Linked DNA regions of Homo sapiens: all the other regions are linked to region 3. A link is a loop called in an ENCODE intact Hi-C map of the cell type or tissue named here. Cell type or tissue: K562. All regions are shown on one strand.

Region 1 (8,000 bases), 120 kb before region 3:
GGGACTCACCAGGGTGCTCCATTTCTGTCATTTTCTCTTTTTGCGACTCACTCTTCTGCTTCTCAATCTGCTCTTGCTCTCTCACTGTCTTTTCCTCTGAAAATTCAAAGGCACAATTATAGCATGAAGTTGCAAAGGTTTTTTACCTTTCACCTGCAAGGAACTAACAGGCAAGGACATTCAGGGTGGGGATGTAGACCAAAGAGAAAAATTCCTTTAACTAGATATAACCTTAATTGAAGAATTTTGACTTGTCCACAAGAGATCTGTGATAATGGAATCAAATACTGTTCCTATTTTACAAAACAGAAAGCATTTATATTAACTGCCAGGGAATAAACACCTCTGTTTGTTTTTTGTGTAAAGTGCTAAGTGCCATATAGGCAAGCGTGGTTAGGAACAGTGTGGCTTTAAGGTCCTGAGGCTGAGAGAAGCATCAACATTTTCCTCATTATTTGGGTAGAATGCCATAAGGAAATTTCCATATTTTGGTAAATTGAAGGGCATGGTAGCCCAGCAGATGTCAAGAAGTACAGATACGAAATTCATACCCTGAAATGTCTGGCAGCTTTTTGTGGGCTTCCTGACATTTAACCAGCAAAGACTGTAGATGTGTCTGAAATAAGACTGTTCCTTTGCTTTCTGTGACTTAGACTTTTCTGGGTTTGGAGTCTTCTGGGTTTAGAGTTTGTAAAATAAAGATCAGAATGCTTGCAGCTACACCTTCACCAACACTCCACCAATGCCATTCCTGAGGATAGCCTATGAGGAGTGGGCGACAGTGGGGAGTGAGAGGCTGCAGAAAGGTGAGGAAGGAACATGTGTTGCCAAGGCCAGTGCTCCAAATAAAAACATCAGGTTCTGGGATGGAACTTGAGATTCTGCATGTCCAGCAAGCTCCTAGGAACACACTTTGAGCAGCCAGGACCTTGGATCAGTGCTTCTCACACTATCTGTTGAGAAGGAATAGCTCCCCCACCCACATGATCCCAGGCAGGACTCTGCTCTTCTGTTCCCCAGACATTCTCCTGGGGCAGAGAAAGAGGCCACAGTGACATGACACACTAATCACTTCTGCAGCACACCAGGAACCAGATGCACCATCAAAAATTCTGCTGGTTTCCAGGTTGGGCATATGAGGAAAAAGACAAAAAGAATTCTTCACTTCACTGCTTGAGGCCACACAGTCTCTGTAACACACTGAAGGATGCTAAGTTCCTTTGGTTTTCCTGCAAACAACCGCTAACACCAGTCTTGTATTTAGAGTAGGATTTAAAATCCATCCACAGCCCATACTTTTTAAGGAAGCAAATCATGGGGTTGGCTTCCCATATGCTTCTCATCTCTGGGGTCTGCTTACCAGTTGACTTCTCATAGCATGCTTGCCCCGACTGCCTTGCAGTCTTTTCAGATGAAATTCAAGATTCTCCGGTAACTGTAGCAGGACAACTCCTAAGATCAGCGACCTTCCAAATAACCTTCTCATTCCTCTCATGTTCAGAGAATGGGAAAGGATGCCAGAAAGCTATGTGAGGGTGAATGAGGGCCAGAATTGTAATTTATATCTATGACCTGACAGAAAGGTGGAAACGGGGAGAATGTTACTCAATACTTTTTTGCACTGTACTAATCTCTCCTCAAGGATGCTTTGCCAAGACAAATCATATATTTTTATATAAAGCATCTACCATTTCTACTCCTTTGCCATAAACAGGCATTTCAAACTTAGCAAGGGCAAGAGAACTTTTTTACTAGAATAGAATGTTAGCTCCTTGAAGACAGAAATTCTGCTAGGCTCATTTACTGCCATACCCTGAGCACCAGAATAATGTTTGGCACACAGTAGGTGCTCCGAAAACATGTGTTGGCAACTACCTAACCATAATGGTAATGAGGGCATTGCGAGGCCTCATGACATATCTTCTCTACCTACATATTGTACACATCCTTCTTACACCCCGGTTCACCTCCTGCCAGCCTTTCCTGACTCTTCCCACATTTTATAAACTCCCTTCCCTTCTGTGCAAATTTATTATCTTCCCAGTATCCTCACCTCATCTATATGCCTCCTTTGTTCTACATTTTCTCTGATCTTGCATGTATCAGAGACTTTTACAGCATAAGTTTAAAAACTTATGAAACAGTGAGTGTTACAGCTCCACTGTCCCTTCTAAGCTTACTGCCTAGAACCATGAAAGAATGAAGACTCTAGTTTGCAAAGATTTCCTGCAGAGGTAACAGCTGTGAGTACAGCAAATATTGGACGGATGGGACACAAAGTCACGCTAACAGTATTGAAAGTGTTTCAATAAGACAGAAAAAAAAATACACTTGAAGAAAATGTCCTACTTCACACTTTTGACCAGGGCTAGAATAAATCTGTGAGGAAATATTTGTTGAGGCTTTATGTGATTCTGAGCAATCTGTGAGGTAAAAATCACATAACTACCGGGGACTCTTTTCAGATGTAATGAAATGCAGCCATGGTCCAACCTTGACTAGAGATTCTGCATGGGGGTTCTGCCACATGATGGGAAAGACAGATGGCCCACAGGATTAGTGTTTCTCTGCTCACATAACTTCTTGGAGTAACACTCAAGAACAGACCAAAATGACATCTTATTCTAAGTACCTCCCTTTGTCGATGTGACACCTCAGCAATCCCCCCACAATGACAGAATTTTGGCTCCTCAGCTAAACTTAATGATGCAGAAATAATTCAGGACATGAAAACTGAGGGGAAAAAAAGGTGCTGTACTAAGCAAAAACCACTTAGGGAAAATACCTTTTTTTTTAAATTTTGATCAAGTAATTCAGCCACTCCAAACAATGTAATCATGTTTGTGTTTCTCATTGAGCACTGGTGAAAAACATTTAACCTTTTTTTAAAAAGCCCTTTAAAGGCCAGGTGTGGTGGCTCTTGCCTGTAATCCCAGCCGTTTGGGAGGCTGAGGCGGGTGGATCACCTGAGATCAGGAGTTTGAGACCAGCCTAGCCAATATGATGAAACCTTTCTCTACTAAAAATACAAAAATTAGCTGGGCATGGTAGCAGGCTGCCCGTAATCCTAGGTACTCGGGAGGCTGAGGCAGGAGAATCGTTTGAAGCCGGGAGGCAGAAGTTGCAGTGAGCCGAGATCACACCATTGCACTCCAGCCTGGGCGACAAGAGCGAAACTCTCTCTCTTAAAAAAAGAAAAAATCTTTAAAGACACAGTTTCTCAAGATCCGATTTTAAAACTACAACATTAAAGTATCACCACCTAATAGTATTGTCACACCCTCCACTCTTGTGACAAATTGTTTTATGACTATTCCCTCCCCAGTTCTCACACTAAGAATACTATAAGAGCAGTTAAAAAAAAAAATCTTGGTTTCAAGTTTTCTTAAATCAGCTACAGTTCAACAACCTGAAATAATTAAAAATAAATTAGAACCTAATGTTCAGTAACCCAATCATAGCATGTGGCTAATTGTGAGTATCCAGTCAACACCAGCACCAAGTTCTGATGAAATAAAACCATCCCACTGACATATCCCCGGCACCCACCACCCCCAAGACTCTTAGGATACAATGTCTATCTATCACTTGCCAGGGTTACTTCCTTCTGTTACCACAAACACTCCCATTGCCAGCAAAAGCCTTAATCAGTCTTGAGAAAAAAAAAAAAGTAAGCGAATCCTGCTTTTGCTTTCATAACGCTATAAAAATACATATAGCCTCCTTCGATAGTTATCTATCTCCCCAGTTATGGCCTCCCCAGAATAAATTCTGGTGGGTTTAAGTAGATGAAACCAAATACTTCGAAGTTCCTCTTTCCATAGTAATTACTTACCTCACAACCAAAAGAGGGCAGCACTGAGGGCATCAGTAAAGGAGGTCAAAGTTAAATAGCATATTTAAGTGGGGATCAACCTGCTCATTAAAATCACCTGGTACAGTAAAAAATACCATCCCCAGAGTTTCTGAATCAGCTGCCCTGAGGAGGGACCTCTAAGGCATTGACATTTTATTGATGCTTCCCAGGTTATTCTACTGTGCCTTGTAACCAAAGCAGTTTTCACTTTATGTTTTTCCCTTATTTTCACTTATTAAAATATTTCACTTATTTTCACTTAGTAAAATAGGTTTTCCCTTATTTTCAGCAAAGTTAAACCTGGAAAAACCCCCAAAGAGCATCGAGATTGTGCTTCTCAAACTTCCATGAGGGCACAGATCAGCGGGAGATCTTGTAAAAATGCAGATACCACGTCAGGAAGTGTGGAGTGAGACCTGAGGTAGCACAGTTCTGGCGAGCTCACAGGTGTGCCTCATCTGAGAACCACACCTTGTTCTCCCTGTTAACTTTACTAGATAAAAAAAAATGAGACCCAGACAGAGACTGTGGCTTCCTTCAGGTAATACAGCCAGCGAAAGAACAAAATGTGATCAGAACTGAACATAATGACCTCTGTCTTGGGTTACCACAGCAGCTGACATATGGAAAGAACATCCACTGAATTTTCTATGGGAAACTGGGAGAAAACTAAGTGATAAGGAAATTTTGGCAATTTCAAGTATAAAAAACTCATAGTGTAAAGTTAGTGTAAATAAACTAGGGAGAGGGTTACAATTAAAAAAGTAAGAATCAGTTTCGGGTTTTTTGGTTTTGAAGCAGGAGGTATGAATGCATGGTAAGAGAATAAAACAAACTGAACAGAAGTGAAAAATAAGCAAACCCTGTATAATAGCACATGAAAAAGGGCACAGAGAGGGAAAAAATGAAACAATAGAAAATAAAAGACACCAGGCTGACAAAAGGAAAATAAGAATAAAAGTAGAGAGCTGGAAAATTAGACACAGGTTCTAAAATAAAAGGAAAATACAGCAGCATGGAAAGGAACAAAAAGAAAAATCTAATGAGACGGGAGGATTCCTGGAAAAAGACTATATAAAATAAATTGCAAGAGAGTAGAGACCATGAGAAGGTAAAGTACTAAAGACAGTCAGGAACCTGAACACATATAAAAAAAAATTTGTCTTATTTAGTAGAAAACAGAAAAGAAGTTGTATTTCATGAAATATCATGGTTTTTATTTTTCCTGTTTATATTTTTTAAATAACAAAAAGTAATTTCTCCATTACCAGCTGGGACCTGAAAGATTTGCACAGTTCTAGGAAGGGGAAGTAAGAACTCTTCTGAGGCTACCATCTCCTCTAGGCAGAAGGAGTTGAAAAGAAAACAGGTTTAAGTCCAAAAGCATTCCATTTTTTGTGTCCTATGTAAAATATTATGGGACCCAGAAACTCTTCACCAGCCAGGTGACCACATATTTTACCACAGCATGAGAGACAGGCTTTTTTGAAGAAGCCATAACTCCAGCTTTATGAACTGATCCAGGCAGTCAAAACCAAGAGGAATCATCTTCAGGAGGAAACGTTTCCCCTGAGCATGTATCTGTGAAAACTAAGTTCAGACTGATGAGTCTTTTCGACATGGGTAACACTAAGCACCATTGTTGCCCAAATACATTTAGATCGTGGCTCTAGGGAAGTCCCTTTAATTACATATTTCCACTGACCATTTCCATTCACTAACCATAGCTCATTTCCAATTCCAAAACATCACTTAGAGTCTCAAGGAAGAAAAAAAAATATTGCAGAAGTTTTCTTTCCTATAGACCAAACGTTAAAAATTCAAATGCCTACAAGGACAGGGCAGCTCACACAAATGGGTAAAGCTGGCCTGCCTTAATAAGACTGGGAGCACGTGTCACATTAAAAGGTAGCTCCATCTACCCAGTTCCAGTATGCAGAAATGCAGACTCAGTGCTACCACATGCACCTGCATTCCAGGAGACTGAAGAAATGCAGATTCTTAGGTGCGATCTCCTGATTTTTAAATGTTAATGATTAGTTTGTTCGTTTGTTTGGTTTGATTTTGGAATAACTTTGCAATTCTGTTTTAGATCCTGCATTTTCGTTGGAAAAGATGGAAAATTTTCTTAGCAATCAAAAAGGAAAGAAGTAGACATAATGGTATGAGACAAGTGGATCCACCACAAGTAGACTCACCCATAAAATAAAGCACAAGTGGTTTGTACTTTTATAACATTTCTTTTCATGGCAGGGCATGGTGGCTCGCACCTGTAATCCCAGCACTTTGGGAGGCCGAGGCTGGCAGATCACAAGGTCAGGAATTTGAGACCAGCCTGGCCAACAGGGTGAAACTCCTTCTCTACTAAAAATATAAAAATTAGCTGGGCGAGGTGGCACACTCCTGTAATCCCAGCTACTTGGGAGGCTGAGGCAGGAGAATCGCTTGAACCCAGGAGGCAGAGGTTGCGGTGAGCCAAGATCGCGCCACTGCACTCCAGCCTGGGTGACAGAGCAAGACTCCTTCTTGGAAAAATAAAATAAGACCTCTTTTCATCCAAGGAGAGGGAAAGTGGCAATTCTAACATAATGGCCAATATGATCAGTAGGATACAGCTGGCAAAAACTTAGCCTCACTTCTAGCATTTATTCCTATAGCTCCATATATTGAGAGCATTTTCTTTCCATTCACCAATGACATGTCATTCATATCATTAACAGAAATAAGTTTAGTTCTTAGATTTTGACTTGAAATCCCCTGGGTAGTCCCTTTTTACTCAGTATCAACGACTGTTGGAGAAACCATAAAGAACTCCCCCTAACACTGGTTCTGACTACACAGCTTTTCTAGGAGGGCTGAGGTTGCCGGTGTAAGAGAAGGAGTTCCACAGCTTCACTGTTCAGCATTAATATTCACTGATAAAAAGAAATGTGTTTCTTAATATGATAACCAGCTCCTAGTCTCCTGAGGCTCCACTGTAGCTGAGTTTCATGAGGCCCACATCAATCTTCCAAAACACATCTGAAGCCATGCAGTTCACATTCCAGCTATAAATGGGAGACACTGACCCAAGTCCAAACAAAAACAAAAATCATCCAAAACCTCCTCTTTCCAACATCACAGGCTTCTGAATAAAATGTTTACATTCTCCCAGGCTGGAGTTCTTCCAGACAGGGCTGGAAACCAAAGTCACAGTGAATATCAGAGGCTGACTGATTACAAATCAGGAAACCTACCCAGAAACATATGTCCGAGGTGGAAAAAGAAGGCTGGTCTGTTGAGCGTATGAAGACTGGGAAATACACATATGTGCTGTATCACTTGCATACATTTGAGAAACTAATGATTATCCATAGGCACAAATACAGACACACACCATATACACACACATAAGAGCATTGCCTTCTCCTCAAAATTCACTGATTCCCATACTTTATTTTTTAGATAAGCTGAACACACAATAGCAAATTAATGTTTTAAGAACCATAACAGATGGCTGGCAAGATGGCTAGGAAGAGCTCTGGTCTGCAGCTCCCAGTGAGATCAAAGAAGAAGGCAGGTGATTTCTGCATTTCCAATTGAGGTACCCACTTCGTCTCATTGGGACTGGTTAGACAGTGGGTGCAGCCCATGGAGGGTGAGCAGAAGCAGGGTGAGGCATCACCTCACCTGGGAAGTGCAAGGGGTCAGAGAACTTCCTCCCCTAGCCAAGGGAAGCTGTTAGGGACTGTGCCATGAGGAACAGTGCTATCTGGCCCAGACACTATGCTTTTCCCATGGTTTTCGCAACCCACAGACCAGGAGATTCCCTCGGGTGCCTACACCACCAGGGCCCTGGGTTTCAAGCACAAAACTGGGCAGCCATTTGGGCAGACACCGAGCTAGCTGCAGGAGTTTTTTTCATACCCCAGTGGTGTATGGAATGCCAGCGAGACAGAACCATTCACTCCCCTGGAAAGGGGGCTGAAGTCAGGGAGCCAAGAGGTCTTGCTCAGTGGATCCCACCCCCAATGAAGCCTGACAGGCTAAGATGCACTGGCTTGAAATTCTTGCTGCCAGCACAGCACTCTGAAGTCAACCTGGGACACTTGAGCTTGGTGGGGGGTGGGACACTGGTCATTATTGAGGCTTGAGTAGGCAGTTT
Region 2 (8,000 bases), 64 kb before region 3:
ATGCCTAGCCTTGAGGAAAAATGGGACTGAGAGATAGGAGGGCAAGAGAAGGTCAGAGAAAAACTTTTTCTTCTAAGGCTGCTGTGGAGGCTCTCATTTGGAGGTATTATTTTCTGAGCCTGTATTAGTCTGTTCTCATGCTGCTAATAAAGACATACCCGAGACTGGGTAATTTATAAAGGAAAGAGGTTTAATGGGCTCCCAGTTCCACATGGCTAGGGAGGCCTCACAATCATGGCAGAAGATGAATGGGGAGCAAAGTCTTACATGGCAGGCAAGACAGCATGTGCAGGGGAACGCCCCTTTATAAAACGATCAGATCTCATGAGACTTATTCACTATCACAAGAACAGCATGGGAAAACCTCCCTCCATGATTCAATTATCTCCCATCAGGTCCCTCCTATGACACATGGGAATTATGGGAGCTACAATTCAAAATGAGATTTGGGTGGGGACACTGCCAAACCATATCAGAGCCCAACATCAGTATTCCTACAAAATTTTCAGATGAGCTGTTTGTGTGTCTGTGTGGCGGAGTGGGGGGTGGTTATGAGAGTAGATTGGTGATTTCAGAATAATAGACCCAGAAATTAACTACCCTGCAAAGTCTAGGGGATATAACCCTGACTTTCCAAGAGAACATAAATTGTCCTGGACATGATGGATTCTCTGTCCTCATGAGCATAGAGACTTAAATCTGTGTGCCAGATACTTTGCTAAGTGCTTTCATACATCATTTTATATAACCCTCACAACAGCACTAGGAGACAGCCATTAATTAACTAATTCCACATTTTGAAAGTAAGGAAACTAAACTTGAAGAAGATAGAACATTAACCCAAAATTTCACTGCCAATAATTGTCAAGATTAGCTTCAAACCCAGTTCTTTCTAACACGAAAGCACAGGTTGTTCTTCCACACTACTAAAGATCAATAAACCATGGTAGAGCACCCTGGTAACTTAAGTTTGTAGCTCTGTGCTCTATGTTTTTGTTTTCTTAATAGTTTATTCTAGAAAGATATTTCATCAAGAAGTTTTGAAAAATTCATTGTTATTCTTACTTGTGATTTTTTAGAGCTAATAAATGGGCATCATATCTAAATGGCATGAAGTGAGACAGTCAGACTTTGGGCCAGCCAAACTAGTACCTGATTCATTAAATAAACAAATTCAGTTCTGCTAAGATGGGCAAGACATGGGGAATACAAAGTTGAGTAAGGCACAGCAGACCTTGTGCTTAAGAAATTGATAATCTAATAGAGTTAATATGAAAACACCATATAAGTGTGCCATGGAAGTTCAAAGGATGGGGAGATCACACCAATTGGGGGCAATAGTAGAAGTTTCAAAGAGCTATTACCTAACGTGGGCCTAAGAAACCTGAGATAGGAGAGGTTTAAGATGCATTCCAGGTGAAGGGAAGATCACCAAAATGGTACCAAGGCAGTGAGGCCAGACCTGCTCTTCAGATATATCTGAAACATGGGAAGCAAACCAAACTTAGGGAAGAAGTTTGATGACTCAAATCTATGTCCAGTGAATAGATGAAACTATTTAATATAACTTTGGGCTGAAAGAGACTTATTCCACAGGCTTCCTTTGCTTCTGGCACATTTCTACCATTGTCCAGTTCCAGGGGAAAAGCTTAGAAAACATTTCTTGATGCTAACCTCCATCTAACTTTTTAGTCTCACATTTGGCAATAGAGAACTACAATACTATCCAGAATCAAACATCAGGTGCCAAATGTTATTCTATGCAGACATTTTATATAGAATTACAGCCCTTAAACATAAAGGACTCATATATGAGAGAAAGTCTGACAGGTCTTTAATTATCCACTGGGAAATAGCTATACAGCTGAAGTCAACCTCCTTAGAGGACATCCATATTTTAGGTTTGTAACGTTGACACAAACATTTGCTTTTGGATGAATTTTTAAATAACTTTTTTGTACCTAAAAGTAATAAATGACCATTCTGAAAAATTTAGAAGATATGAAAAGGAATAAATAAAAATAGCAATCATCCATGGACAACCACTATTAAAATTCCTTTCTTTTACCTATTTTATATGTTTGAGATCATATTATTAGCATATTTTATATACTATATTTTGAGATGGAATCTTGCTCTGTCACCCAGGGTGAGTGCAGTGGCGTGATCTCAGCTCACTACAACCTCCTCTTCCCAGGTTCACGTGATTCTCCTGCCTCACTCACCAGAGTAGCTGGGATTACAGGCATGCGCCACCACACCTGGCTAATTTTTTTTATTTTTAGTAGTGATGAAATTTCACCATGTTGGTCAGGCTGGTTTCGAACTCCTGACCTCAGATGATCGGCCCACCTCAGCCTCCCAAAGTGCTGGGATTACAGGCATGAGCCCCTGAGCCAAGCTTTATTTGGTCACTTTTACAGCATAAATTTATTTCCATAGTATTCATTTCTCTATTAATAAACATGTAACTTGTTCTAATATTTTTGCTATTTTAAATAATGTCCCAGTGAACATCTTTGGGTTGAAACGTGTTCATTGCTAATTGTTTTTCTTAGGATAGAGTCCTGCAATTGAAATTTTTGGTTCTAAATATATGTAAGTTCTTTATCCCTTTGATAAATATTTCCAATTTGTTTTTCCAGAAAGATACTCTCAACTTACACTCAATTTGCAGTCAGCTTTAGTGACTTCTATAATGTTCATAGGATATATGTTCCATAGGATCGTTCCAAAAGCTAACCCAGTAAACAGGCATATTTGAGTCCTCACTCCTAAATTCAGAACCTGACTCACACCGGTCCATTGGTACTTTACCATCTTTCCATGCATCGGTTTTCTTCTTTCATTCTTTCCACACCTTTCCCCAACAGCCACCAGTTTTCTTGTCTTAGTCTTTTTTTTTTTTTTTTTTATCAAAGAAGAAAGGATCTTATGGTGTCAAGCACACTGCACACTAAGGCATCAGGACCTTTCCCAGGACTATGGCCATTTATTAGAGAAACTGCCCTGGAGAGGCCAGGTTTCATCCACAGGAGTGATACACTATGAAATGTAGAGCTCAACAGGGAAAGTAATGGGAACAGAAGGTTCAGGATTTCTCAAATCACACCACATAGGCAACCATGAACTTTTAAGGAAAATTGGACCTGCTCTTTTTGTAAAGGACAAGCCTCTGTTTAGGGAGCTTTCACTTTGCAAATGGACCCATTCACATGTTTATCTAGTGATTAATCGCTGTGCTAAATGTCTCATCAGAAAGGCCTCTCTTGGGCCAGTCTTCAGAGAGATAACAGGACTAAATATGGGAAGTGAATGGCATATATTTGGACCCAGGGATTTGGATCCAGATCTCTATGGAAATAAAGTGAAAGCCCATGTCTGTCAACTTGGCCCTTTGGGAAAGTATATAAAAATCCTACCTAGCTAACGAAATGTTTATAAAAGAGATTTGGCAGCCTAAATAATTGTCATTCTGCTTATTAATAAATAGTGATATATGCAATTTAGCTTTACAAAGGGGGAAAAGAAATGTCTCCAAAGCAAATAGCTGTTGAAATATAATAAAGAGATCTCCCTCTGAACTTTAGTGATTTCTATAATTTTTCACTTGGTAAGTTCTTAATAGCTGAAATTTCTATTATGGATGGGATAAGGAAAGTTTATTTTTAAACTCTCCTTGATAAATCAGAAGAAAATAAGAAACAATGTCAGAAAAAAATCCATTCAAGCCGAATGTAATTGTTGAGTCATATATTTGAAAGCTAGCCATGTATTCAAGAAATAGGAAGAAAAAAAGTAAATTCTTCCATCTCCCTAGGAATCAATGCTCATTTTCCAGACAATATCACTTCATCAGACTTTTATCCCAAAACTGCCAGACAGAAACATTGGTAACCATAGCAATTCTCTTCCACTCAAATGATAGACTTCATTAGAATTGCGCATGCCTGCTTGTTTAGTATTGTTTTAGAGAATTTTGCTGTGGGAAGGGGGATTTTTTTAAATAAAGAATTTATGTGATTCTTCTCTTCCCAGGAACTTTTAGAACTTGTAGAAGATAAGGCAACATCCCCTGAATGACTAGAAATGACTAAGGACTGACAGCCACTTAGAGTGTTATCATTTTCCGAGAGGGCCTGCTGCTGGTTTTGTGGGCACTATCTCCACAGTAGCAGCCACTTAATCGTTCAATGTTATTTGAAGAGGTTTAAGAGGTGCTACAGCTGCTGCATCTCAGGGTTCTATTTTTAATTGGGATGAACTTAACTGGGGCCTGAATCTCTTCAAGAGAGAGACTCTCAGGAAACATTTATGGCAAATCTACTGACAGCAGCAGAATAGAAAGATAACTCAATAATCAAATCCTCTGAGAATAAAACACTTTTCCAGAAAGTCAACCTGAACAGACGAGTTGGAGGAATTTCCAGCCTCTGTAAAAGATCCTTGTCTGTAAGGTGGACAAAACGCATATTATAACTTACGTTTTGCATTATGGAATAGGAAACTAAGGTTCAGAGAGGTTAAGCGACATTCTATGGTCACGCAGTTAATAAGTGGTAGAGCTTTGACTAGAATCCACATCGCCTGACTCCATTTACAGTGATATTTCTACTATTCAGTGTTTTCTGGTTAAAAACATTTTTGAAGGGCTTTATTGCCTTTGTTTGTTTCCTTGTTTTCCTAATCAGATGGCGGGGTTACAGTTGGTCATTCATTCTCCTTTAAGTTAGTGGATGGATCTGTGGTCTTACTAAATAATCATGGTCAGAATGAAAGGTTCAACTGAAGCTCTAGATCACAAAAAATGCAAAAAAACTAATATAATCAACATTAGAGTAAACTAGGCAATATTACTAATACTGTTTGACCTACTCATTCAACGTGAGAGAAGGATGATTGCTCTGATTGCTCACATGCAACAGAAAGTGACTCTCCCTGTCAAGGACGGTAAAAGACATTCTTTCTGACACACAGAGAGAAAATGTTGATCCCACAGAGAAACAGATCCTACAAAGAAAAAGATTCATCAAAGAAAAGCAGATGAGACTATTTGAACTAAGAAAGAGAGCTGCAGTGTTGCTCAGTATCCAGATTCTAGAACTAAATTTTTTCTGGAGTTAATATAAGTATTCAAAACAAGAAATAAAGATCTCATTGGAGACCAGGAGGTGTAGAATACACAGTAGAGCCTCCAGGCAGTAGTGAATTTCCCCTCAACACACTGGCTACTAGTTACTTCACCTCTTTAGCGAGGATACAAAAAGCAAATGTACAAAAGTAACCCCCAAAAGTCCACCTTTGTTATTGTTTGGCCCACCAATTTGAATCGTGGACCATAGTCAAACTCCTAGGCTACCAGTTGATCCTGGGTACTTCATCTTAGCAAGGCCTAGTTTTTCTTTACATTGTTGTATACGCAAAAATTCTCAGATGGTGACTGAGAACTTTTTGGAATTTTAACACAAAATATCTCCAAAAAGAGAGCTAATAATAGGAAAGTGTCAAGACAGTGAAGGAGTCTAGGAAAATGGTGTGTGAATTTAAATCTCCCTCATGAACATCCAAATTCTACTCATTACAGCTCATTGGTTAATGTATTGCTTGTATAAAACTGTTTGTAAAGTTAAATGTATTAGGTACAGTAGGGACACTTGGACCAAGTGAAACCATCCTTATTTTACAGTTAAAATACTACTGACCAAAGTAGACAATTCTGAAAAAGCAAATCCTAAATGGCTGTCTTAATGAGATACATATCCACGTGGATTTATGACAGGTTACATAAGAACAGACAGGATGGTCTCCAACGTGCCACTCGTGGCACTAGGAGTAGTGAATTAACTATTTGCACTACCCTATTATTAAGGACAAAACCACATATGCTTATGTGTGGACAAACTGTGGGCTTATGGGAAGAAGAAGAGATGGAGGCCAGAAGATTTGTATTATTAATAAATGCCACTATGGATTACTATAGACTATTACTTACTTCCCATTTATCTCTGATTAATACTCTCAGAGTCTCTCAGCTAAGACAGACCTAGCAAAATAATGAAGGTAATAAAGTTTGTATCCAGTGCGCTTTCCTCCCCTATGTCTGTCCACCTCTTCATTCTAGCATCTTCTTCTCACTCTTGTTCCTTGGAAGACTTCCAGCACACTCCCATTGCCCCAAAATGGAGACAAGCCAACCTGAGCCTTCTTGTTATTTGCCTTCCTAGAAAGCTCACCTTGTTGCAGAGCACTGGTTGTTAAATGAGAAGGCATTTTGAGTTAGGTACAGTCAAAGGAGAGAAGAATAGATGTTTCCATATAGCAATTTAGTATAGGAAACTTGCTGGACAAGCATTGAAAATTAAAAAAAAAAAAAAAAAGGACCCTAAGGTAACAGCATTAATAAGCACAAGGGATTACGAAAACCCAGAATCTTGGAGGGGGGAGCCCAGAGCTGGGACTCACACTTCATTGCTGCTGGTATCTCTCAGGGGGTGCAGCAAGACTGATTTGGGGAGTACTCAAATAATCTAGAAACTTGCCTGCCACTCCAGGGTGAAAAGTCACTGCTGAGGTGACACTAATGGGAACAGGAAGAAGCAATACTCTCCTCCCTCTGGCAGGCTTGTGGTCCTCTTCTAGTGCCACCTAAGAGCTAGATGGTGAAAAAAACCCAGAGTCACAAAGTAGAATACAGAAAGGTGCTTTTGAAATAGAGACAATAGCTTAATAACCACACAGGTGATAAGTTGAGCAATGTTCTAATGTTTCTTCTTCTTGAGTAACATGTACATTTTAATTGCTTTACTTCTGATTAAATAGCAATATAAATATTTTCAGACTTGGGCAGGGATACTAAGGACTAGAAAAGAAATGAACATATTTTGAGGGCTAAGGAAATTACCTAAACTTCAAATATCAGGTGACTGAATTTTCCTCTAAGCAATAGCATTCAATCTTCACTGCACATTGGAATCATCTGAGAAGCCTAAAAACTACAAATACCTTTGTCCCACCTCCAGAGATTCTGACTTCATTGGTTTGAACTGCAACCTGGACATGGGAAATATTAAAATACCAAGTGTTTATAACGTACAGGCAAAGTCAAGAACTACAGAGAAGACGAATAATAGTGAGCACAGCTGCCTAGCACTAGCATTTGTGGAAAGGAAAGAGATTTGGAGGTGAAGTATAGGGGAGGAAGCCCTCTGCCTTGAAGGCACTCTCGCTGTGCACAAATACAGCTAATACCCTCCTGAAGGGTGGCTGGAAGGTGGGTATTTAGGCTATGTTAGTACAGTCCCTTAGTGAATTAAGGAGCACAGTATATGGAGGGGGAAAGACACGTGCAGCAATAAATGATTGGCGGTGAGAATGCAAAGGGTAGAAACATAATTCTAAGAGAGAAACTAAAATTGAACCAAGGGAAATGGAAAGTTAATCAATACAGCATAAAACTCGGTGCCCAGGGTGACTTATACCTCTCTTACAGCTCTGTAAATGTGATACCATTTAGTCCACAAGTGTTTGTTTTTCACAGATTTGCTCTTTATCAAGCCTGTTCATCTGTGTGCCTTCTAAAACTGATGTAATATAGCTGAGAGAAAATCTTCTTTGCTGAATAACAAATAAAATATTTGTTAAGTGAATAAACTTACTGAATATCTGCCATCTCTAGATATTGGAGTAGGCCCTAGAAAAAAGCAAAGATGAATAATACATGATTCCCAGTGGAAAGACAGAAAAGACCTCATTTGTTACATGTGGTATATTGAGTAGTATGAAAGATATAAAAAGTCACAGTACACTGCGGAAACTCCCCCTGCGGGAAAGGCACTGTTTTAGCCTCTAGGAGTAACATACAGGTCCCACCTTCAAGGAGCTCACAGTCCAAAATCTTGGGTCATGCAAAAACCTAATGCCAACTGGTACAAGCCACTAATCATGGGCATCTCATCATCCAATCAGCACACAGCTGTCACCCCTAGTAGAGGATCTTTCTA
Region 3 (8,000 bases):
TGTCGGGAGGTGGGGGGCTAGGAGTGGGATAGCATTAGGAGAAATACCTAATGTAGTGTCGGGCTGATGGGTGCAGCAAACCACCATGGCATGTGTATACCTATGTAACAATGCTGCACATTCTGCACATGTATCCCAGAACTTATATAATTGAAAAAAAAAAAGAAAAAGAAAAAAAGAAATACCACTGGGGAGATGGAGCTGTCTAGCTAAGCCTTCCAATCCTTGCCAGCCCTTTAGCAAAGCTGCTCTAATAGAAAGACTCTGAAGACAAAGGCAATGAAGAGGTAATCTCTTAGGCCATTAGGTCTTGACCTAGGTTCCTTGAGCCCCAGTGCTGTCAAAATGCTAAAACCAACTCACACGCAGACGCCGTGTTTGACGGACTGAAGGCAGTGGTGTAGATGACACATTTTCTGTGTTTTCCTGAAGACTAATTACCGCCTAGGCAGAAGCATTTTAACTATTTTAATGGTTGCCAAACATATTACAAAGCTTCTGGTCTCAGTGAATTTCAAGCAACTTATTTAACCAAGCCTGTTTGGTTCATTGGACAGAATGATTTCTCCTCAAATTACAGAATTATAGTGTTCAGAGCTCTGATTTACATTCAACACTGACCATAAAGCCACTAATCCATTCCAATCAATAGGGTACTTGAAGTTTCTCTAGACATCCCCTAATAGGGCAGCTAATACAATCAGTGCCTCCAGCCAAATATCCCACCATAATTCATCGACATTGATTTTTCAAAAAGTACTGACTTTTCCCTAATACAGAGATAAGTAGCTTCAAAGATAACCTAAGACATAAGAATTCAATTCAATTCCTGGCATCAGAAAATCAAGACAACCATAGACACCATCAGATTACTTCTTGCCATGGAGGACTAGGTGAGAGGAAAGAGGAAGAGAGGAGAGCCGCAAAGGCTTGTCAACCTTGAACTCTCTCCCAGAAATCCTGCAGCTTTGCTCAGGCTGCTTTGCAAAAGAAAGATAATGCTCAAGACAAGTTTATTATTTACTGGGCCTCTGCAAATAAATAATTGTCACTTAAAAAAGGAAGAAACATACAAAAGGCATAGGCTTAGGGTTCCTTTGATAAAATTGCACCAGAGTTCACTGAACAGAAGGACATTGATCCCTTCCATAATTACTGCACCAAGAAAGCCTCAGTGGGCCCAACCCAGAGCTCCTATCTCAATAGACACAGCTTTGGGGCCAGGTGGAGGCACACAGAAGTGAAAGCCACGTTATCACCGTTCTTTGCTTCCTATCTTCTGTGGATAAAGAAGGGCTCCAGCCCCCAGCTATCAGGCCAGTTCCCCTTCACACATGCACATTTAACCGCACATCAGAGTCTGCATTCCTTCCCAAGCAAAACTTCCTCTGAAGTAAATGGCAAGCTCTGCCTCAAGGAGGATGGTGACATCAGTCCTGAAGTAATAGCCTTACAGCAGTCTGTATTTTCTCCCAACTTTCACGCCTGGCCTAAGTCTTTACTTGATGGGAAACCACTCTACAAACAAGAAAGGAGTTGAGTAGCCCAGGAAATAAGCTTCAGCTGACCCCAAAGGTGGCCAATCAGGAGGCTGCAAAGGAGGTCACATTCTTTGCTTAGGTATGCACCTAAGAGAGGCTACCGCTTCTGGCTAGGTGATGGCAGAATTCAAGAGAGGATCTGAAAACTGGCAGAAAATAAATCTACCTTTTATCCTTCCCTATTGGCCCAATAACCTCCCCACATCTCAGCAGTGGAAGCTTTGAAATCAAATAAAAGGACTTCTTGGGCAACATCTTGAACAATTTGACTCCTTACCATGATTCAACTCCTCGCCTAATGGATTTAGTTTTAGGCTCTGTGTTTTCTCTTCCTTAGTCTTTATAACCCTTATAAACTTTTCCAAATGCATTCATACAAATCATCCCAATAGTTCTCATTCCAAGAGAGATAGCTAAGGAAAGGTTATTATCTTATGTTAACAGTGCGAAATAAGACAAAGATGAATTCAGAGCTGTCCTGGGAGGACTGGGAAGGGACATCTTACTCCTGGTTCTTTGCTTTTGCCATTGTTTCACATGGGTGCTTCAATGATGGCTTCACATTGGGACTCTCTTGTATTGTTTGACATTGAGCTAAGCCATCTGTGACAGTGGTTGTCTCAAGGCAGGGAGCTGGGTGTCTCAGAGACCCACGAGAAGGAGAAGAAGAAAGAGGGAAACTTTTCATTGGGTATACGCTTTTGAACTGTTTTGAATTTCAAACCATGTAAATTTATTGCTTATTCAAAAAATTTAAATAAAAAGCTTTAAAAATGGACTATAGAACTTTATAGAACACTGAGGAAGCATGAAAAAGATGGCTGTAGAACTTTATGGGAGGAAACATAAACAAAGAAACGGGTTTAGTCATACAAAGAAATCGTATATACTAAAGGGAAAAAACGTCAATTCCTTTATGATCAGATGTTGCACCCCATAAAACCTCTCTGCCCTTCCCAATCTCACCCAGTACGTCATCCAGAGAACAGTGTATTGAAAGTGGTATAGTCTTGTTTTTTATTTTTTATTTTTAAGTGCCAGAGTTTGGGACTCAGAATAAATGAGTTCTTAACAATTTAACAAAAATGAGTTTAACCAAGAACTGTGTACAACTGTTCAACATAAGACATGTATCTTTTATTCATCTGATGTTCATAGTGGTTGCTGGCTGGCATATGCCAGGCATGCAGTAAATAGTGAAGGAGAAGCAGGCAGGGAGTGTTAGAGAAAACCAGGCGGGCCACAAGCAAGGGCTAGAGGATTCCATGCTGTCCTTCCTCTCATCCTCATTAGTAATGGGTTTTTAAAAGGTCGTAAAGGCCAGGCACAGTGGCTCATGCCTGTAATCATAGCACTTTGGGAGGCCGAGGCAAGGGGATCAGTTCAGCCCAAGAGTTCAAGACCAGCCTGGACAACATGGAGAAACCCTGTCTCTACAAAACATATAAAACTTAGATGAGTGAAGTGCCATGTGCCTGTAGTCCCAGCTTCTCAGGAGGTTGAGGCGGGAGGATTGCTTAAACCCAGGAAGTTGTGGCTGCAGTGAGCTAAGACTGCACCACTACACTACAACCTGGGCTATAGAGCCAGACCCTGTCTCAAAAAACAACAAAAATGTTCGTCAGCATATGGTGACTCAAAAAGCCTGGTTGCTCTTGGTAAGAATCTTCAAGGAAAGATGCGAAAGAGACGTGTTGGGAGTTCTGAGCTGTTTTCTTTCAGGGAGCACCCTGTGTCTCAGAAGACAGCAGAGTGGGCTCCAAGGTGAAGTTCTGAAATAGGCAACAGTGCTTGAATCACAAACTATTTTTTATTTATGACAGATTCCTTGAGGTTGATCAGTAAAATATCCTTTATGTATATCACCAGATTTTAAAATCATGACACTTCAACAGCTCATTTGTCTTGGAGCGGAGAAGCAGCTCCCTGAAACAGTGTTTGTATTTTGCCTTGGAGATAAGGACAAACATGAGCTGGCAACCCACAATCTTTATTTTCATCAGCTTGCTCTTCAGCAGGCCTACACCGTCAGCACTGTGTGAAGAGCGAAATCAATAAAAATCATCTCCCTCGGTGCAGGAGGCCAACATGTGACTGTTTCTTGGCTCTGGAGCAAGTATCTGTCAGTCAGGGTCAGGAAGGTTTCTACTGTACTTATCTGGGCAATCTCTTACCACAGTGTAACTGGGCACCTAGGGGGGCTCTATAGATGGGGAAATGGAAGCTTTGTGGTGTCAATGCCTTAATTCAAGCAGCCTCAGCTATGCAATTCACCCAACTTAGAAGACAGCATTAACTGAGACCTAGAACCAAGGCAGAAACAGACCCTGGAGCAAAGGCAAAGCCACAGACTCCCTCTTTACAGGCACCCTTTGTCAAGGAACTCAAGCACTTCAGCCAAGGACACCATTTTGAAAGAAATTAAAACTTCCCAAAGAGCCTTGGCATTACCAAAGGGGAGAGGAGGTCACAGGGAGTGGGCTTCTCCCAGAATTAAGTGCAGATTCTGCAGCAGGGCGTATGAGTCCTTTAGGATCTGGCTCTCATGACCTGTCCAGCTTCATTTCTCCTCTTTGGCTAATGCATTTAGCTCCTGGCACACCAACTAGTTGAACTGTTACCCAAATATGCTTTTCCAGTGCTATTCTCTCTGCCTGGAATCCCCCTTCCCGCCCTCACCCCCTGACATGATCACGCAACTTCCACTTCTTTAGGGGTTAACTTAGATGTCATCTCTCAGGCTTCTTCCTTGATCCAGTCCTCTCTCACGTGTTTTTAAATGTAGGTTTTATTATTATTCAGGTATGGTGAGACCAACAGATCACAAGACAATTTTAATTGAAAAGACAGTTTGTTCCTCGAAGCTCTCGAGAGGACACACCACGCCATGCAGGGCCATGTGGGGAAGGACCAGGGTCGTTCAGGAGGCAGAGGGGAGGGGAAAATGTGGACAAGAGCCTTTATTGTGGTTTCCAGAGGAAGGAACAGGTAAGGCAGGATAAGCAGGCATAGGATTAGCTAGTTTGAATAATCTCAGCAGGCTCTGGGGTATAGGGGTTGTCCCTAAGTTACCTGGTACCTGGCCCAAAAGTGATTAGGTCTGAGAAATAGTGACCCAAAGCATAAAAGCTGTATAAAAGAGGAAATAGAGTGAGTGGACTCTGGACTGTTTAGTTTCTATAAAAGACACACTTGAAGGAAGGTGAAACCTTTATCTCTAGGAATTGGCTGGTTCTGGTCTCTCCAGGGTCAGCAAAGCCCCAGATGTCAAAACATCAGAAACACATGGTTAATACACTACCACTGTTAGAAGTGGCTAGGTGCTCCTCTTAGACTCACACTGGGCTTGCCCTGTGGAAAGACGGATCACACTATTTTAACTGACTACTTACCTCTTTGTTTCATACCACCGCCATCCTCCAGACCATGAGCTCATTGAGGATAGGACTATGTCTAATTCCTTGTTGAGAGGCAAAAAAAAAAGGACACAGAGATGAACTTGGTACACTTCAAGGTCTAGCCTTAGGTTCCAATGCATCAGGTGACATCCCCCGCCATAGGAGCAAGTCTTCTGGGCCATTTACCCCTAGCAGAAATGGGTCAGGTCTTCCCCAGAAAGCTGATTCATCACACAGCACCAGTCCTGCCCTTCTTGTTTCCTTAGGAACCCACTTAGGATCATGAAAGAGCTTCTCTTTGGGTTCAGAAAGACAGACTGGAGGCAAAAACATGGTTCTCCTGTTTTCAGGTTCTTGATCTGTTTCTCCAAAACTAAGAGAGAAAACAAGCTAACAAATGCAAGATCAAAAACTAGATCTTTGTTCATTTATTTTGGTCCAAAAGATAAGACTGTAGACTTAAATGTCATCAGACCTCATGACTTTCCTGGCAGCATTTCTGTGTGAAGCTTTTAACCAGTCAGTTTAATCCAAATTAGTAGGAGCTTCAGAAAAGGCTTTTGGCCGGTCCACAGGTGGAAAGACATTGTCATGAGCTCTGCCAAATGCATAAGGATATATAAAAAGGGGGGCAGAGGGAAATTGGGATTTTTTTTTGGCCAAGCATTTTTTAATAAATTAAAAAACAAATGAAACCCCAGATTTAATTAAAAATTTCCCCATATTCTGGCCTACTCTGTAATTTTTATGTTGCTGCCTGAAAGGTATTATGTAGTTACTTAATAAGAGAGAGGAAGGGGAAGTATTTTTAATTTTAAAGGATGAGAGGAAAGGAAAACCCTTTGGGTTTTTCTTTTTCTGCGTCTGGAGCCCAAACAGCGGCAGCCTGCGTATTTCTTTAGCAGGTTTTTCTTAGAGACAACTAACAACAGCTTATCAATTTCTTTACATCCTAACTCTACAATGTAGCTCACTAACTTATACGGCAAATAGAGCACGTCCACCCATCCAGTTTGGGCAGAAGCACATCACCCAAAGCCAGTGTTATTCTCGCAGCTTCAAGTGGCACAGTGGAGAAATTTTATCTCATTAAGTAATTCTAGTATAAATTTCTTGTAATAAACTTGGAATGGCCTGATCCAGTCTCAAGAGTATTGGGTCATGTCAATTCTCTTTGCCAAATATATATATCATGCTGGGGGAAAACGGCACAGAAGGAATCTTGGAGCTGTACAATGTGTCTTGACTCAGTGGTTTTCTGTTTGTTTTGTTTTGTTTTTTGTCCCATACAGGGATCTTCTGCTTCTTGCATAAGTAATCATTGCCTGGCTTTGCTCTTGGATACTCAAAAGCCTGCTATGCAGTTCTTCATGCTTGTACCATAGGCTCCTCTTGTTCAGGATGTCCAAACCTAAACTCATCCTTTTCCCATTATCATCTATTCCAGTTTGTACCCACTCAGTGCCCTAGCTGGAATCTCAGATATCATCCCTGACTCCTCATCTGGTTCCCAACTACCAGGACCTGCCTGCTCACTCACCTTCTAAATATTTCTCCATTGAATCCCTACTACCACTGTTCTCTAACCTGGATGACTGCATCAATCTTCTGATCAGCATTCCAGCTTCTATTCATATCTACCTCCATGACAAACCACTATCATCAGAGTGATGGCCTGACCAAGTCTGATAATATGGCTTCCCTAGTGAAAATCCAGGGTAGGGGGAGTGGGTTAGTATGCCCAAGGTAATCAAGCAGAAATGCAAACCCCTTCCTGCCTTACTCTCTGACTTTATATTGTTGATCCCCAGTTCACACTTCAGTGACCATGAACTGCATGCAGTTTCCCTACATACCATGCTCTCTATTCCTTTGCTATGTCCTCTGCCTCACACATCATTACCTCCTCCCGGATCTTTCCCCAGCTTAACCTGGCTAACTACTACCTACCCTTCCAAACTCACTTCAGGGATGGTGCTGTAGGGATGTCCCTGTGTAATTATTCATTAAACTGTACTTATGCTTTATGCACTCTTTGGTATAAATAATATATCTCACAATACAGTTATTAAACCCAATATAAAAACTTCAAAAGGCAATTCAGGAAACACCTCCTCTTGGAACCATCTCCCACGCCCCAGCCCCAGGGCAGGCTGGATTCCTTGCCTGCATGTTCCCATAGGGCCCCCTGTATCTCACTGCACTTGATGCCTTGCTAGGATTATTTATCTCTACAACTACTGAAGGTTCCAAGCTTCTTCCAGGTAGGGATTATCATTTCTAATCTTTGACCCTGTAGTGCCTAGCATACCAATGAGGACAAAATATTTGTTGAATGAATGAATAGATGAGTAAAATGTCTTCCATCTGTCTCTATTGTCTATTCCCACTGTTGGTTCAGATTCTCACATGGACTGTTTATTTACCTCCTGGCCTGTCTCAAACACATCCTACACTCCATTGCCAAAATCACTTTTTTTTTTTTTGAGACCACATCTCACTGTGTCACCCACACTGGAGTGCAGTGGCATAATCACAGTTTCCTGTAACCTTGAACTCCTGGGCTCAAGTGATCTTCCCACCTCAGCCTCCTGAGTAGCTAGCACTACAGGCATGTGCCACTACACCTGGCCCATTTTATTTTTGTAATTACAGGGCCTCACTATGTTGCCCACGCTGGTCTCGTAATCCTGGCCCCAAGTGATCCTCCGGCCTCAGCCTCTCAAAGCTCTGAGAATACAGGCGTGAGCCACTGCAACTGACACCCCAAATCACCTTTCTGAAATCAGTCCCTATTCTCAAATCTTTAGTCCCATGACAACTTTCTATTGTCTATTTTTTTTTTTTTTTTTTTTGAGATGAAGTCTTGCTCTGTTGTCCAGGCTGGAGTGCAGTGGCACAATCTTGGCTCACTGCAACCTCTGCCTCCCAGATTCAAGCGATTCTCCTGCCTCAGCCTCCCAAGCAGCTGGGATTACAGGTGTGTGCCACCACGCCCAGCTAATTTTTGTATTTTTTAGTAGAGATGGTGTTTCATCATGTTAGCCAGGCTAGTCCCGAA

Evidence for each region. Peaks named below come from ENCODE experiments on the same cell type or tissue, not always from the same donor. Only the 100,000 strongest peaks of a DNase experiment are listed, where the experiment ranks them.
Region 1: a loop joins it to region 3, with 2.9 times the contacts of the local background. A loop is called at or near these places in 2 of 110 quality-filtered maps.
Region 2: it touches region 3 in a loop (3-fold over the local background); 2 of 110 quality-filtered maps call a loop at or near these places.

What each region holds. Positions count from the first base shown.
Region 1 is chr6:126,166,921-126,174,920 of GRCh38, reverse strand. It overlaps a transcript of TRMT11 not described here. Among named protein-coding and RNA genes, the nearest start is that of CENPW, 170 kb to the left of the region's middle. In K562, a CTCF peak has its summit at 3,847 (motif pointing right); a DNase peak (open chromatin) is centred at 3,840.
Region 2 is chr6:126,114,395-126,122,394 of GRCh38, reverse strand. It overlaps a transcript of TRMT11 not described here. Among named protein-coding and RNA genes, the nearest start is that of TRMT11, 130 kb to the right of the region's middle. In K562, a CTCF peak has its summit at 4,168; a DNase peak (open chromatin) is centred at 4,144.
Region 3 is chr6:126,050,124-126,058,123 of GRCh38, reverse strand. It overlaps a transcript of TRMT11 not described here. Among named protein-coding and RNA genes, the nearest start is that of TRMT11, 68 kb to the right of the region's middle. In K562, no CTCF peak of the experiment used is centred here; DNase peaks (open chromatin) are centred at 1,273, 1,563 and 3,573.